Linked DNA regions of Homo sapiens: region 2 is linked to region 1. Evidence: chromatin contacts called from ENCODE Hi-C data. All regions are on one chromosome and are shown on one strand. Each heading gives the region's core, a stretch centred on a gene start or an enhancer-like site at or near the end of the contact. The rest is flanking DNA. Distances are from core to core; before and after follow the strand shown. Region 1 holds the start of GM2A (ganglioside GM2 activator). Region 2 overlaps TIMD4 (T cell immunoglobulin and mucin domain containing 4).

The links. Hi-C counts contacts between places; a loop is a spot of excess contacts on that map. Pooled maps may share reads with other maps.
Region 2: a loop to region 1 is called in a map with no recorded cell type, with 7 times the contacts of the local background. The contact joins the enhancer-like site here to the promoter of GM2A in region 1. A Hi-C loop is called at or near these places in 2 of 37 single-sample maps with no recorded cell type and 1 of 50 pooled maps.

Annotation. Positions count from the first base shown.
Region 1 is chr5:151,249,250-151,255,915 of GRCh38, forward strand. GM2A (ganglioside GM2 activator) reads left to right here and starts at 3,936. Exons shown (of 4, transcript NM_000405.5): 1 at 3,936-4,048. The coding sequence starts at 3,968. It overlaps LOC124901115 (a long non-coding RNA gene), which reads right to left and starts at 1,936. Exons shown (of 3, transcript XR_007059003.1): 1 at 1,725-1,936; 2 at 1,169-1,232; 3 at 1-430. RefSeq lists a silencer at 3,547-3,896.
Region 2 is chr5:156,916,932-156,923,597 of GRCh38, forward strand. TIMD4 (T cell immunoglobulin and mucin domain containing 4) reads right to left here. Exons shown (of 9, transcript NM_138379.3): 7 at 5,168-5,285; 8 at 3,533-3,572; 9 at 2,361-2,610. The coding sequence ends at 2,526. Among named protein-coding and RNA genes, the nearest start is that of TIMD4, 43 kb to the right of the region's middle. RefSeq lists enhancers at 3,863-3,972, 5,542-5,821. Within about 2 kb of position 3,625, at least 4 of the 41 ENCODE cell types and tissues checked have a DNase peak (open chromatin) inside an H3K27ac peak, as active enhancers do.

The sequences.
Region 1 (6,666 bases), core at 2,686-5,185:
CAGGAGCACTTGCAAGGGGCTATATGGGGGTGGTCACTGTTCACTCTGAGAGACAGGTGGCCCTTGTAAGAGGGGGTCATCTATAATATGTAGTTCTCCCTTAGAACTTTCCTTTGTGGGGTGGGTTCTGGGAGTTTCACAGATTGTTAGGTTTTGGTAAAGCGTCATGGAAGTCTGCATGTACAAGATTTCTGACCATGTGCTCTGTCTCTTGCAAAATAGGTCTAATTGCAGGATGATGTCATAATTAAGGCTACCATTGACTACCCATTTTTTCCAGGCTGGGCAGCTCATAATGGAGCCAGACAGTACTGCAGAAAAAAATTATATGTTTTCTCTTTAGATTGTCAGGGTCAAATTGATCGCAATGGTGGAGGACGTAGCCGAGCGGGGAATCAGGTGGAATAGGTAGAGAGTTGCCCACAGTGGTCTGGAAAAGAGAAGAGGACTGACCAGGTGACCCAAATTTTACCTGAGGCATCCTCCTGGAAAAATTCTGGGCCCAGACTGGGGTCCCTGGGAGCATCTCCCCATTAGGGCCCTGACTTAGCCTGTTAGATGTCTCTGACCTTAGATAGGTGCAGGCATTGCTTTGGAATGGTTCCCTCCACCACTGAAGACCTACTGTGAACTTTCCTTAAGGTTTTCCCATGCCACTTAAAGCAACTTTTTTTTTTTTTTGAGACAGGGTCTTGCTCTGTTGCCCAGGCTGGAGTGCAGTGGCATGATCTCGGCTCGCTGCAAGCTCTGCCTCCCAGGTTCATGCCATTCTCCTGCCTCAGCCTCCGAGTAGCTGGGACTACAGGCGCCGACCACCATGCCTGGCTAATTTTTTGTATATTTAGTAGAGATGGCGTTTCACCGTGTTAGCCAGGATGGTCTCAATCTCCTGACCTCGTGATCCGCCTGCCTCGGCCTCCCAAAGTGCTGGGATTACAGGCGTGAGCCACCGCAGCCGGCAAAGCAACCCTTTAACTCTCTCAATTTAGGCAATAATAGATTACCTTTCATGAATTCCCCCCACTCCCCATGCATCACACAGACCACCTACGACATGCCTGGACCCTCTGACTCATATAACCTTTTTGCATAGCTAGGTGGGTTTTCTGTCCTTAGCCAGTCAAGTGGGGGAAGGGAAGGGAAGAATTTAGCATAAGGTTTAAGTCACCTGAAACGTGTGAGTTTGCCCTGGATGAGCTGCTGCTGCTGCCAACCCAGACACAGGTAGGGATCTATAATCAGAAAGGACAGAAAAGAGTCTTTCACCCTTCTGGGCAGGGCAGCCGTCCCTGTTCACTCTTTGGCCTTCAGAGAACACTGGAGAGTGGCCCCGGCCAGTTTCCCTCAATTACCAAGGAGCTACTAGGAAACGACCAGTGAAAGACTGAAAAAGCAAAAAACAAACAAACAAAAAACAACAAAAAACAAAAAGGAATAGAACTCAGAAAAAAGAGAGAAAAAAAGAAAAGGAATAGGACTCAGAAAAATGAAAACAAGGAAAAAGACTTCTCAGTGACCAGGCAGTGGCGGTCAAGTGCTTCGACACGGAAGCCTTTCAGTCTCACCAGAGAGTGGCCCTGGCCAGAAACTTACAATTTCCTCTGTGCTTAGGCGCTGTCCACCGAGTTGGGTTCCGAGTTGGAAAGGAAAAGAGAGAGGGAGAGAAAAATTCCCCTGCATTAAAAGGGAAATGGAGAAAAATAAATCCCAAGCTTTGGGCCTACCTTCTCTCCTGGCTGGCTTGCCAAAATATGTTACCAGTAGAGGGTTTTGACTGAAAGTTGTCTAGGTTCTTGGCGTTTTTGAACAAAGAATTGGAGAAAACACACAGAAAAGCAAGGGAAAAATGGAGCAATGAAAGAACAAAAGCAAGGGTTTATTAAAAATGAAAGTACACTCAACAGTGTGGGAGCGGGCCAAGCAGCAGCTCAAGGGCCCAGATACAGAATCTTCTTGGGTCCAAATACCCCCTAGAGGTTTCCCATTGGCCACTTGGTGCTCACCTCATGTAAATGAAGTGGTGGCCCGCAATCAGTCTGACTGGTTAATCAGAGGCCGAAGTGAAGTTACAAAGGTCATGCTCCTGTGCAAACATCTGATTGGTTGTGGAAAGCAACCAATCAGGCTGAAGTGAAGTTACAAAGTTGCACTTCTATGCAATTTTAACATATAAACTGAAATGTAGCATAGAAATCGAAATGTACTTTCAATTTCCCATCTGCTGCACAGAAAAGGTGGGGGGTTGTAAAGAGAGTAGCCTCTGGTCCTCTTGTTACTTAGGTGTGGAAAGTTAGGGTTTTCCTTTCGATTTAGTTCTAGGAAGTCAGCGTGAAATGGCCTTAGGTTCCCTGCCTGCAGACTCTATTCTCCTACCTCAGTTGGGCTAGGTGAAAGGGAAGAGTTGATCAGAATGGGAGGATCATTATGTAAAGTATGGAGCTTAGTTAATAATAGTGTACCAATGTCATGCCCTCAGATTTAAAAAAAATTTTTTAATTTTTTATTCTTTTGCCACCTCCTTGTCGCTGGCAGTGCCCCCCAGTTATGCACAAGCACAAGCTCTGGGTCTGCAGTCTGAACCCCCGGCCAGGCCACGGGTGTCTTATCAACAATAGAGGAAACGAACAGAACTTTGTAGTATTTTTGCAACTTTTCTGTAAACCAAAATAAAAAGTTTACTTTAAAAAAGATGATCAGGTGAGTTTTAAATTCTACACATGCATTCATGTACTCAACAGATTGTCTATTATGCATCAGGCACTGGGTATAAATGAGTGCCTGCATCATGATGCCACCCCTTGTGTAGTTTACAATCCTGTGGTAAATTGGCGGTATTGGTAACAACATCCCTGTTTTTTCTAAAAGCAAATCTCCAACTAGTATATTAACCTGACAAAATCTTGGCTGATGGGGTGTCTAAAAAGAAGTCTTGCTCTATTCCTTCCTAGCTGTGCGACCTTGGCAGAGCTAACCTCACTGTGTATCAGTTTCCTCAGTGCTAAAATTGGGGAAGAAAAAAAAAAAGCATTCCCTTGTGCGTCCTTAGCATGCTTTCAAGCAGTTACTAAATGTTAGTTTTTATAACGGTTATAATTATTAAAAAGATACGGATTCGTGAAGTCAAGAGATCAAGACCGTCCTGGACAACACGGTGAAACCCCGTTTCTACTAAAAACACAAAAATTAGCTGGGCGTGTGGCGCGTGCCTGTAGTCCCAGCTAGTCGAGAGGCTGAGGCGGAAGAATCGCTTGAACCTGGGAGGCAGAGGTTGCAGTGAGCCGAGATCGCGCCACTGCACTCCAGCTCGGGCGACAGAGCGAGAGTCCGTCTCAAAGCAAAAAAAAAAAAAAAAAAGACACACATATGGGGAAGCGTAACATGGCAGAGAGTCTGACATTTTTGTCCGGAAGGACTTGGGGATGAAAACACTGAATCCGCGGTTTCCCAAAGGTCCTTCCAAAGGTGACGGCCCCGGCACGAGTTCACAAACCACAGCTCCGCCCCATCCCCTGCCCGGCCCCGCCCTTCCCAGGAGCTCTGCTCCGCCCCGCCCCCGACTCCGCTCGGCCCCTCCTCGCGCCACGCCCCCGCCCCTCCCGCGCGCGCAGCTCCGCCCCGCCCTCGTGATCCCGCCCCAACCTCGTGCTAAGCTCCCTTCCGTTCCAGCCGCCTTCAGCCCCGCCGCGCTCAGTTCCGCCCCTTTCTCTTCCAACTCCGCCTACGCCCCAGAGAGGGAAGGCCTTGACACCTACGCTAGAGAGACAGGCTCCAATGAAAAGAGCGAGGGGGCGGAGCCGGGAGGAATCGGTCCAATTCTCGGCCGGGAAGTCTCTGGCCGGGACGGGGCAGGGCGAACCTGCCAGTGACTGGACTCAGCTTCTTTGCGTAACCAATACTGGAAGGCATTTAAAGGCACCTCTGCCGCCACAGACCTTGCAGTTAACTCCGCCCTGACCCACCCTTCCCGATGCAGTCCCTGATGCAGGCTCCCCTCCTGATCGCCCTGGGCTTGCTTCTCGCGGCCCCTGCGCAAGCCCACCTGAAAAAGGTGAGTGCACCCTCTTTTAAGAGTCTGTTTGCAGCCTCCTGGCCCAGCTACGGGTGTGCGGGTCTGGCTGAGATATGGGGGTGGCCACTCCGTTCTCTAGAATTGGTTCTCTGCACTAGAGCCTTCCAAAGTAACTAATTATGGGATTCTGGTCTGTACAATGAGGGTGGCCTCTAAAGACTTGTTCTGCTCCAGGCCCTTTTTGGAGAGATTAATCTCACGTCTGCACTCTCCTGCCCTCCCTCCAAGCGCCGGAGTGAAAATGCAGACAGCCTTAAAACTAAGGCATTGCCCCCAGAGATTCAGTCCTGTTAACCCTGCACCTTACTCCTGACCCCCACTCCTTATGTCCCCCATGATAAGGCCTGCTGCCTCATCTCTTCCCCTGCTCGAATGCCCTGAGGTCTTCCTGAGAGTTGGGAGGGTTTGAGAGCTTTTCCAGGCCAGAGGATCCAGATTTGCCCATCTGGTGACAAATACCCAGGCCTGTGACCCCGCTGCCCTTGGTTATGAGCCACTGAGACAACAGTCCCCGTACCCTCCAAGCTTCCTCCTTCACTTCTCATTGACACCGCTTCTTCCTTCACTTCTCATTCACACCGTGCTGCAGATCCCTGGGAAAGGGAAGTTCTGTAATCCCTTCACCTGAAAAAGCCTCGTTCCTGGCTTATTGCAGCTAGCCCAATGTCTTTCAGATTCAATCTATGTTGTTGCAAATGACAAGATGTTCCCCCTTTTAAAGGCTGAATAGTATTCTGTTGTGTATATATGCCACATTTTCTTTATGCATTCAATTTGATGGATAATTTCTTCATCAAGTGTCTGTTGATGGATAATTTCTTTATCCATCAAGTGTCTGTTGATGGACACTTAGGTTATTTCCATATCTTAGCTATTGTGAGTAATGCTGCAATGAATATGGGAGTGCAGATAGCCCTTCGAAATGTTGATTTCAGTTCCTTTGGATATATACCCAGAAGTGGGATAATGGCTCATATGGTAGTTCTGTTTTATTATCTCATTTATATGCGGATTCTAACCAAGTTGAACTTACAGAAGTTGAGAGTAGAGGTGGGGTCTCACTCTGTCACCCAGGCTGGAGTGCAGTGGGGCGATTGTAGCTCACTGCAGCCTTAAACTCCTGGGCTCAAGCAGTCCTCCCACCTCAGTCTCCTGAGTAGCTGGGACTGCAGGTGTGGGCCACCAAGTTCTGCTAAGGAATAGGCTTTGAGATTTATTGCACACCAGGGTGACTATCGTCAGTAATGTATTATATACAGAAGCTCCTTAACTTTCCATGAGGTTATGTTCTGATAAACCCATCATAAGTTGAAAATGCATTTAATACAGCTAACCTGAGAATCATAGCCTAGCCTACCTTAAACATGCCTAGCCTACCTTAAACATGCCCAGAACATTTACATTAGCCTACAGTTGGGCAATATCATCTAACACAAAGCCTATTTCATAATAAAGTGTTGAATGTCTCATGTGATTTACTGAAGACTGTACTGAAAGTGAAAAACAGTATGGATACTAAAAGTACAGTTTCTACTGAATATTTATCACTTAGGCACGATTGTAAAGTTGAAAAATGGTATGTCAAACCATTGTAAGTCAGGAACTGTGTGCATTTCAAAACAACTAAGAGAATACATTTCACATTGCAGTGTACCCCATAAATGTATACAACTATGGTTTGTCAATTTAAAAAAAACCCAAGACCAGGTGCGGTGGTGCACACCTGTAATCCCAGGACTTTGGGAGGCTGAGGTGGACAGATTGCTTGAGCTCAGGAGTTCAAGACCAGCCTGGGCAACATGGTGAAGCCCCATCTCTGCAAAAATACAAAAATTAGCTGGGCGTGGTGGTGTGCGCCAGTATTCCCAGCTACTTGAGAGGCTAAGGTGAGAGGCCCAGCTACGCCTGAACCTGGGAGGTCATGGCTACAGCTGAGATTGCACCACTGCATTCCAGCCTGGGTGACAGAGTGAGACCCTATCTCACAAAAAAACCCCAAAAACAAAAACCCGATTCCATTGCCTCTTGGCTGCTAGCTGTGGTCAAGACATCACACATTTCTGGTAGCAAAGGGATAGGTCCAACCCTGATCCCCTCCCTTCTACCATCTTGGAAGTGTTTGAGAGTGAGGAACAGTGCTGTGTAGGGGAAAGCGGGTGATACTGAAAGCAGGGAGGCTTGGCTTCTGATCATTCCCCTGTCTCAATCCATGGATTTCCTGAGTCTTGTTCTCCTCATCTGTAAGATGGGTGTGATGGTGCCAACGTGCATCTCGGGGAGTTGTCGGTGAAGGGAAATGCATTCATTGATGGAAAATTTCTAAAATCAGAAACAAATAAAGCCATATAAATCTGTGGGCTTGGCCTCACTCTGCCCCCGAGGCAGAAAGTCTGTTTTGCTTGTTGAATGAAGGAACGTGGACCTTTTGACTTCATTTGCCTGGAGAATTTATACCTTGTTCCTGAATGTTGGCTGAGAATGCTTCTCTTGGCTCCAGGGCTGGCCGCTATGAGGTGGAGTCTGGCTAGAGGCTGCTAGCTCACCCTACAAACTTGTTGTATATGCTGTGGGTATGGATGCCATCTCAGACTAGGTCT
Region 2 (6,666 bases), core at 2,375-4,874, 5.7 Mb after region 1:
TAGTGACATTGATAATGGCGGTGGTTTTGGAAGGTGGATAGGGAGCATGAGCTAAGTTAGGGTTGGGTGTATCATTACCTCACAAGATACTATAACCTGACTACATACACAAAGCCATCTGGCCCCACTCCATTTTCTAGATGGGGAAATTCAGGCCCTGAACCTGGCTCTAGACCCACTTCCCCAACGTTTCTAAATAAATGTTTGAGTTTAGCACACTAGACAAAGTCACTTTAAGTATCTTAAGCTGACATCAAAGCCAAGTTGACCAAAAAAAAAAAAAAATTTTTTTTTTAAAAAAAGGGCCAGGCACAGTGGCTCACGCCTGTAATCCCAGAACTTTGGGAGGCCAAGGCAGGCAGATCACCTAAGGTCAGGAGCTCGAGACCAGTCTGGCCAACATGGCAAAACCCATCTCTACTAAAAATATAAAAAATTAGCCAGGTGTGGTGGCGGGCGCCTGTAATCCCAGCTGCTTGGGAGGCTGAGGCAGGAGAATCGTTTGAACCCACCAGGCAGAGGTTGCAGTTAGCCAAGATCATGCAATTGCACTCCAGCCTGGGCAACAACAGCAAAACTCCGTCTCGAAAAGACGAGAAAAGAAAAGAGAAGAGAAAAAGAAAAGAAACAGCTGCCAATCTGCTGCTAATTGTTTTCATCATTGGTGCCAATCATTCTGCCCAACTGCAACTGAACAAGTCAGAAGTCAGGCTGCCTTGGGCCAGTTTTTCCAAGTACCCAGGTGAGGGGGATTTTTACTAACTGTTGGATCAGTGTTGTGTGAACTAATAGGACAAAAAAATCTATAGGCTTCACCAGTCAAGTAATTAGACTGACTTTTTTCTCTCTTAAATGTAATGTCAAGAGAGTTGAAATCCAAAGATGGCTACATTTAGAGAACCACGTACTTATTCCATTAATGTTGCTATTGCTGTAAACATGCTGGGAAGTCCTTCACAGAAATGTCTTTCAGATCTGGTTTACTTTCCACATTTCTACCCAGCCAGAAGCCCCTCTCACTCAGGCACACATGTTTTTTATACATTCATTCAACAACTGTTTGCTTTAATCTCTCTCCCATGGCTCCTCGTGTTAGCAGTTATTAAAGTTTTAAAATAAACCTGTTGTTGCTGAGGAGCACATTTCCAAGATTATATTTAGAGAAACTTATTTGGATTGCCTTGCTTTCACATCCACGCACTGCCCCTGGTTGAATATTCCTGTCATTCACCACATTTTACTCCCACGGACTCTTCCCTGTTTCCAAAATTAAATTCCCCAAGCAAGAACTAGGATGTGACACTATGGTCACCTCTAAAGACACTCAAATGTGAAAAGAAAATAATAGAAAATTTAGGAGTTTTAGAAGTGAGTCAATGTTGGCCAAGTGCAGTGGCCCAAGCCTGTAATCCCAGCACTCGGGGAGGCTGAGGCAGGCAGATTACCTGAGGTCAGGAGCTAGAGACCCACCTGGCCAATACAGTGAAACCCCATCTCTACTAAAAATACAAAAATTGGTGGTCATGGTGGCATGCACCTGTAAGCCCAGCTGCTCAATCAGGAGGCTTAGGCAGGAGAATCGCTTGAACCCGGGAGGCGGAGGTTGCAGTGAGCAGAGATTGTCCATTGCACTCCAGCCTGGGCAACAGAGCAAGACTCCGTCTCAAGAAAGAAAATAAAGAAGTGAGTCACAGTTACGGTGTGATTCCATGTCATTTCCTGCATTGTTAATGAACCATAGGCTCTGTGCTGCTCATATCATACCTGCAGTGAGACAATGAACTCTGAAAGCTGGGCATAAAAGGAGAGATACGAATCCATACGAGATGAAGGCAATTAGGGTAACAAAAGAACCAGAAATTGTATCCCAGAAGCAAGGAAATTTGGAGAAACATGAGATTCTCCTTCTAATACCTGAAGAGTTAACAGCTCTCCAGTACTTCCCAGCATGCTTAGAGCAATAGCAACATTAATGGAATAAGCACATGTTTCTCCAAAGGTAACCATCTTTTGGATTTCTACTCTCTTGACATTACCTTTAAGAGAGAAAAAAAAAAATCAGTCTTATTGACTGATGGAGCCTATAGATTTTTTGTCCTGTTAGTTCACACAACACTGATCCGGCAGTTAATAAAGGAGATGTTCTGATAGGCATAAGGAGCTCAACTATGACCTATGGGCAGATGTCATCCGGAGACAGATTTTGCTATAAATATTTCTTAATCTCAGAACTGCTCTGAGATTGAATGGACTCCCTTGCGTGTGGTAAGGAGTTCACTGTCACTGAAAGTGTTCAAGTGTACTGTGAAAGATCACTTAGCGGTGATTCTACAGAGATGATTAGAGCATGGACAGAGAAGTTGTGGTCTCTAAAGTACCCTTCATTCATGAAACTAAAGCAAGCCTGGATCAATGACATCCATGGAATAAGTGAGTCTTTTTTATGAAACAAGGAAATCTACTAAGACTTATTTTGACACTGGAGTGTCATGCCCCCATCCTCAATCTAACATGCTACTGCGTTGTTAGAGGGTAAAAAGGCCGTCTTCGTCTTCCCTTCCATGCTGCACGTCATTGAGGACATTTTTACTATCTCCAATGTAGTCTAGCCTGTAAACAGAAAAGAGGGGCTCATAATGGGAAACACAAGACTAGAAAACAAAACAAAACAGATGCTGCTAAGTTACAGTGCAATTACCCTTAAAGTTCAAAGGGCTCACAGTTCATTTAGTCTAAGCTCCACATTTTACAGATGGGAAAACTGAGGCTGCAGGGGAAAAAGAGTTTCTGCCAATCCATTATAATGAGATAAAAAAGATTCTTAGCAAAATATAAAATCATGATTTCAATACGTTTATTTACCAAAAGGTCTCTAAGTGTGACCTTGAAAGGTCACCTCGCTGGGTGTCAATTTTCCTTCTTGCTAATACATATTGTGGTATTAATGCAACTAATTAGTGAATGCAATTAATTAGGCAAGGACTTCATTAATAATTTATGCCTTTTTTAAAAATTTCTTTTCCAAAAGCTATAGAATAGGGCAAATAGCTAAAATCCCTTACTAGAGAATCTTCAAATACTATTTTTAAAAAGGCCCCAAAACAAGCTGCTTCCATGGTCTAACTGGGCAGAGGAACCAACTCCCAGGAATAATATTCTACATGCTTTTTTCATTTTCCATATTGCCAACGCTCCTCAATAAACTCCAGTTTAACAATGGCCTCTTAAACTAACTTACCCATAGGTGAACAAAAAATTTCAGAGTAAAGTGCCATATCACCTTCTTTCTTTTGCGTGCTATACTTCTATTAATCCCACCTGCCTTGGTACTGGCATTTTGCTCAGAGTGTTAACCAAGACACAGGTTAATGTGAGCTAAATCTGCACAACTTTTTCACTTCTAATGTCACATCTTTCCAACTCTATGTGTAATCGTAACACAAGCTCAAGTCATTAAACCACTGAGTAGTAGCTAATCATTTGTAACAGCTTGTACAATCATTACAACACCCATTCATGCAAGATAGATTACCTTGTGTGTTTCTGCGAACAATAGGTTTCCATGAGTTTCCCTGAAAAGACAAGGCCACAGTGTGAGCAGAGTGGCTGCGGTGCATAGAACATGCAAAATGCTGGGGGAATTCCAGTGCTGCCCCGCAAAGAGCAGATATGGGCCAAAGGTGAGAACCAGTGGCTGGCTTTGGCAGAAAAAGCCATTCCCTTTCCCAGGTCAAACACTTGCTATTTTAACCACAGTTAGTGCTCATCAATTACCAAGTTGTTCCAACATTCTGGGCAATGGTGTTAAGCTATTTCATTCTGAGTCATCTGCCTATCCAGAATTCAAGCACTCACTTGGGTTTCAAAACACTTCTTTACGAGACATACTCAGAATTTTCCAAAACTGTAATCATGCCTTTGTATGAAGGCTAACAGCAGGATTCCAGTAAATTTTAAATTTGCTTTTGCACCTGGGGCAGGTGTTGAAATATACAAGTTTCATTATTATTCAAATCAGCTGAGATGGTTACTAGTCTCATCTCCTGACATACTGCCCTGAAACAGCTTTTGTTAATGAGTACAGAACAATTTATCCCCATTTTACAACAGTACCAGGTGCCACGTGCCTATAATTTGCCTGAAAACCATAAGCTGTTTCATGGCTGTTTTTGTAGCATTTTAAAACTTTTGGGGGCGGGGGGCAGGGGTGGGATGGAGGTGCAAGGTCATGGAGCAGCTTGCTAACTTAATGAAAACTACAGACCTTGTCCCCTGAAAAATGCAGGCATGAACACATAAACACTTTTGCATGTGATTTCAAAGGATTCACATTACCCTTGAAGTCCATCTGTGGCCTCCAGGTTAAGAAAGCTTGCTTTTAGGGAACATATAAGAAAACCAGGATCACGCCAGGCATGGTGGCTCATGCCTGTAATCCCAGAGCTTTGGGAGGCTAAAGTGGGTGGATCACCTGAGGTCAGGAGTTTGAGTCCAACCTAGCCCACATGGTGAAACCCCCTCCTACTAAACATACAAAAATTAGTCCCGTGTGATGGCGTGAACCTGTAGTCTCAGCTACTCAGGAGGCTGAGGCAGGAGAATCACTTGAACCCAGGAGGCGGAGGTGCAGTAAGCTGAGATCACGCCACTGCACTCCAGCCTGGACAACAGAATGAGACTCTCTCAAAAAAAAAAAAAAAAAAAAAAAAAAAAAAGAAGAAGAAAACCAGGATTGTTCATGGTCTTCGTCCTGCAACAATCCTAGCCAAAAGAAGAGACAAGCTAGGGTTTTCCCAACCAAAGAACAGAGAAAGTGAACAAAGTAGGAAATAGTACTTTCCTCTTAAGGCAGTAATAGGGATAAAATGAATTAGGCACATCAAGAGTATACCATCAGGACTGGCACAGAAATGTCCAATAAATGAAGGTGCTCTTCTGCTTTTTTTCCTTTTCCAAAACGTAAACTCTACCAGGAGGTTAATACACAGAGTCATTAGCAGCTTGGGGAGAATGAACTTACCTGTTACTTCCCTGGCTGGGATGGGAACAATGGCAGAACTGAGCCTCTTTGGGGAGGGATAAAGGGGAAGGAAGTGGAGACAACTCCAGATCCTCCTGCAGTCGCCAGGGTTCTGAAGTGCTCCATCACCTGGCCCTCCCTCCTTACCTCTCAGGAGAAACGCCACAAACAATGCGAAGAGCACAAATCCCAAGGAGGGGGCGATGATCATCAGTAGTTGGGAGATGGGCATTTCATTCTTCATTGACATGGGTATTCCATCCATCTGATGGGACACAGGCAAGGAGATGGACCCAGTCACTGCTAGATGCCACCCTCACAAGATGACATCCCAGCCCAATAGCACCTTACAACCACCAGCAGTTTCACTACATTTCACCACCTTTTGTCAAAAATCTCTGAAAACCCAAAACACGTGACCCATATCCCAAAATTTTCCGAAGTGTTAGACATCAGGCATAAGGAGCTGTGGGGCTCAGGGGTCTGAGGATAAAAAATAACTGTTGTGAGCTGTGTTCTCCATGGTCAAATCTCTTTCCTAGCCGCTGCTCAAATCCTTTGAGCTCTCCCTAGCCCTGTGCTACTCTTTTCATGGCTGACTTAGGCTTCTAGAGAAAACAGGATGAAAGAGAAAATGAAACTTAATTTCACATTTTCTACAGCAGTGGTTCTCAAAGTCTAGATGGGGGGCCCATGAGATCAAAATGATTTTCATGAGACATTTTTTGCCATTTTCACTATCATTCTCTCATGAGATATACAGTATACTTTCCCAGAGGCTATGTGATGTGTGATGTCATTGCTGTCACTTACACAGAATGTGGAAACAGAGATGAGAATCCCTCTGTCTCCTATTAAGCCAGATATTAATGAGATTTGCAAAAAATGTAAAACAATGCCATATTTCTCAGTAATTTTTTCATTCATTTTTCTCACTAATATTTTTTCAAAATAGAGTTAGTTAGTTGCCATAAAACATGTTATGTTAGCACAAAGTGAGTTTGTTGTTATTTTTAAATAAATTGATTTTTTTAAATGTTTTAAATACAGATACCTGTATAACAAACTTGCACATGTACCCCTGAACCTAAAAGAAAAGTTTAAACTTTTTTTTTTTAATTTTAAAAAATGAGATGGTGTCTCGCTATGTTGCCCAGGCTGGGCTCAAGCTCCTGCCATTGCTGGGATTAAATTTTTTTTTTTTTTTTTTTTTTTGACACAGAGTCTCACTCTGTCAGCCAGGCTGGAGTGCAGTGGTGCAATCTCAGCTAACTGCAACCTCTGCCTCCCGAGTTCAAGCAATTCTCCTGCCTCAACCTCCCACGTAGCTGGGGTTACAGGCATGCATATCCAAGCCCGGCTAATTTTTTTGTTTTTAGTACAGATGGGTTTCCACCATGTTGGCTAGGCTGGTCTCGAACTCCTGACCTCAAGTGATCTGCCCACCTCAGCCTCCCAAAGTGCTGGGATTATAGGCATGAGCCACTGCACCCGGCCTAAAAAAATTTTTTAATTGTAAAAATGTCTCAGTTTTTTCTGCTGAGCAGTCTAGAGAATCAAAAACCAAGTCTCAGTTTTAAGAAACTGATTTTTTTTTTCTTTTGTAGAGACAAGGTCTTGCTCTTGCCCAGGCTGGAGTGCAGTGG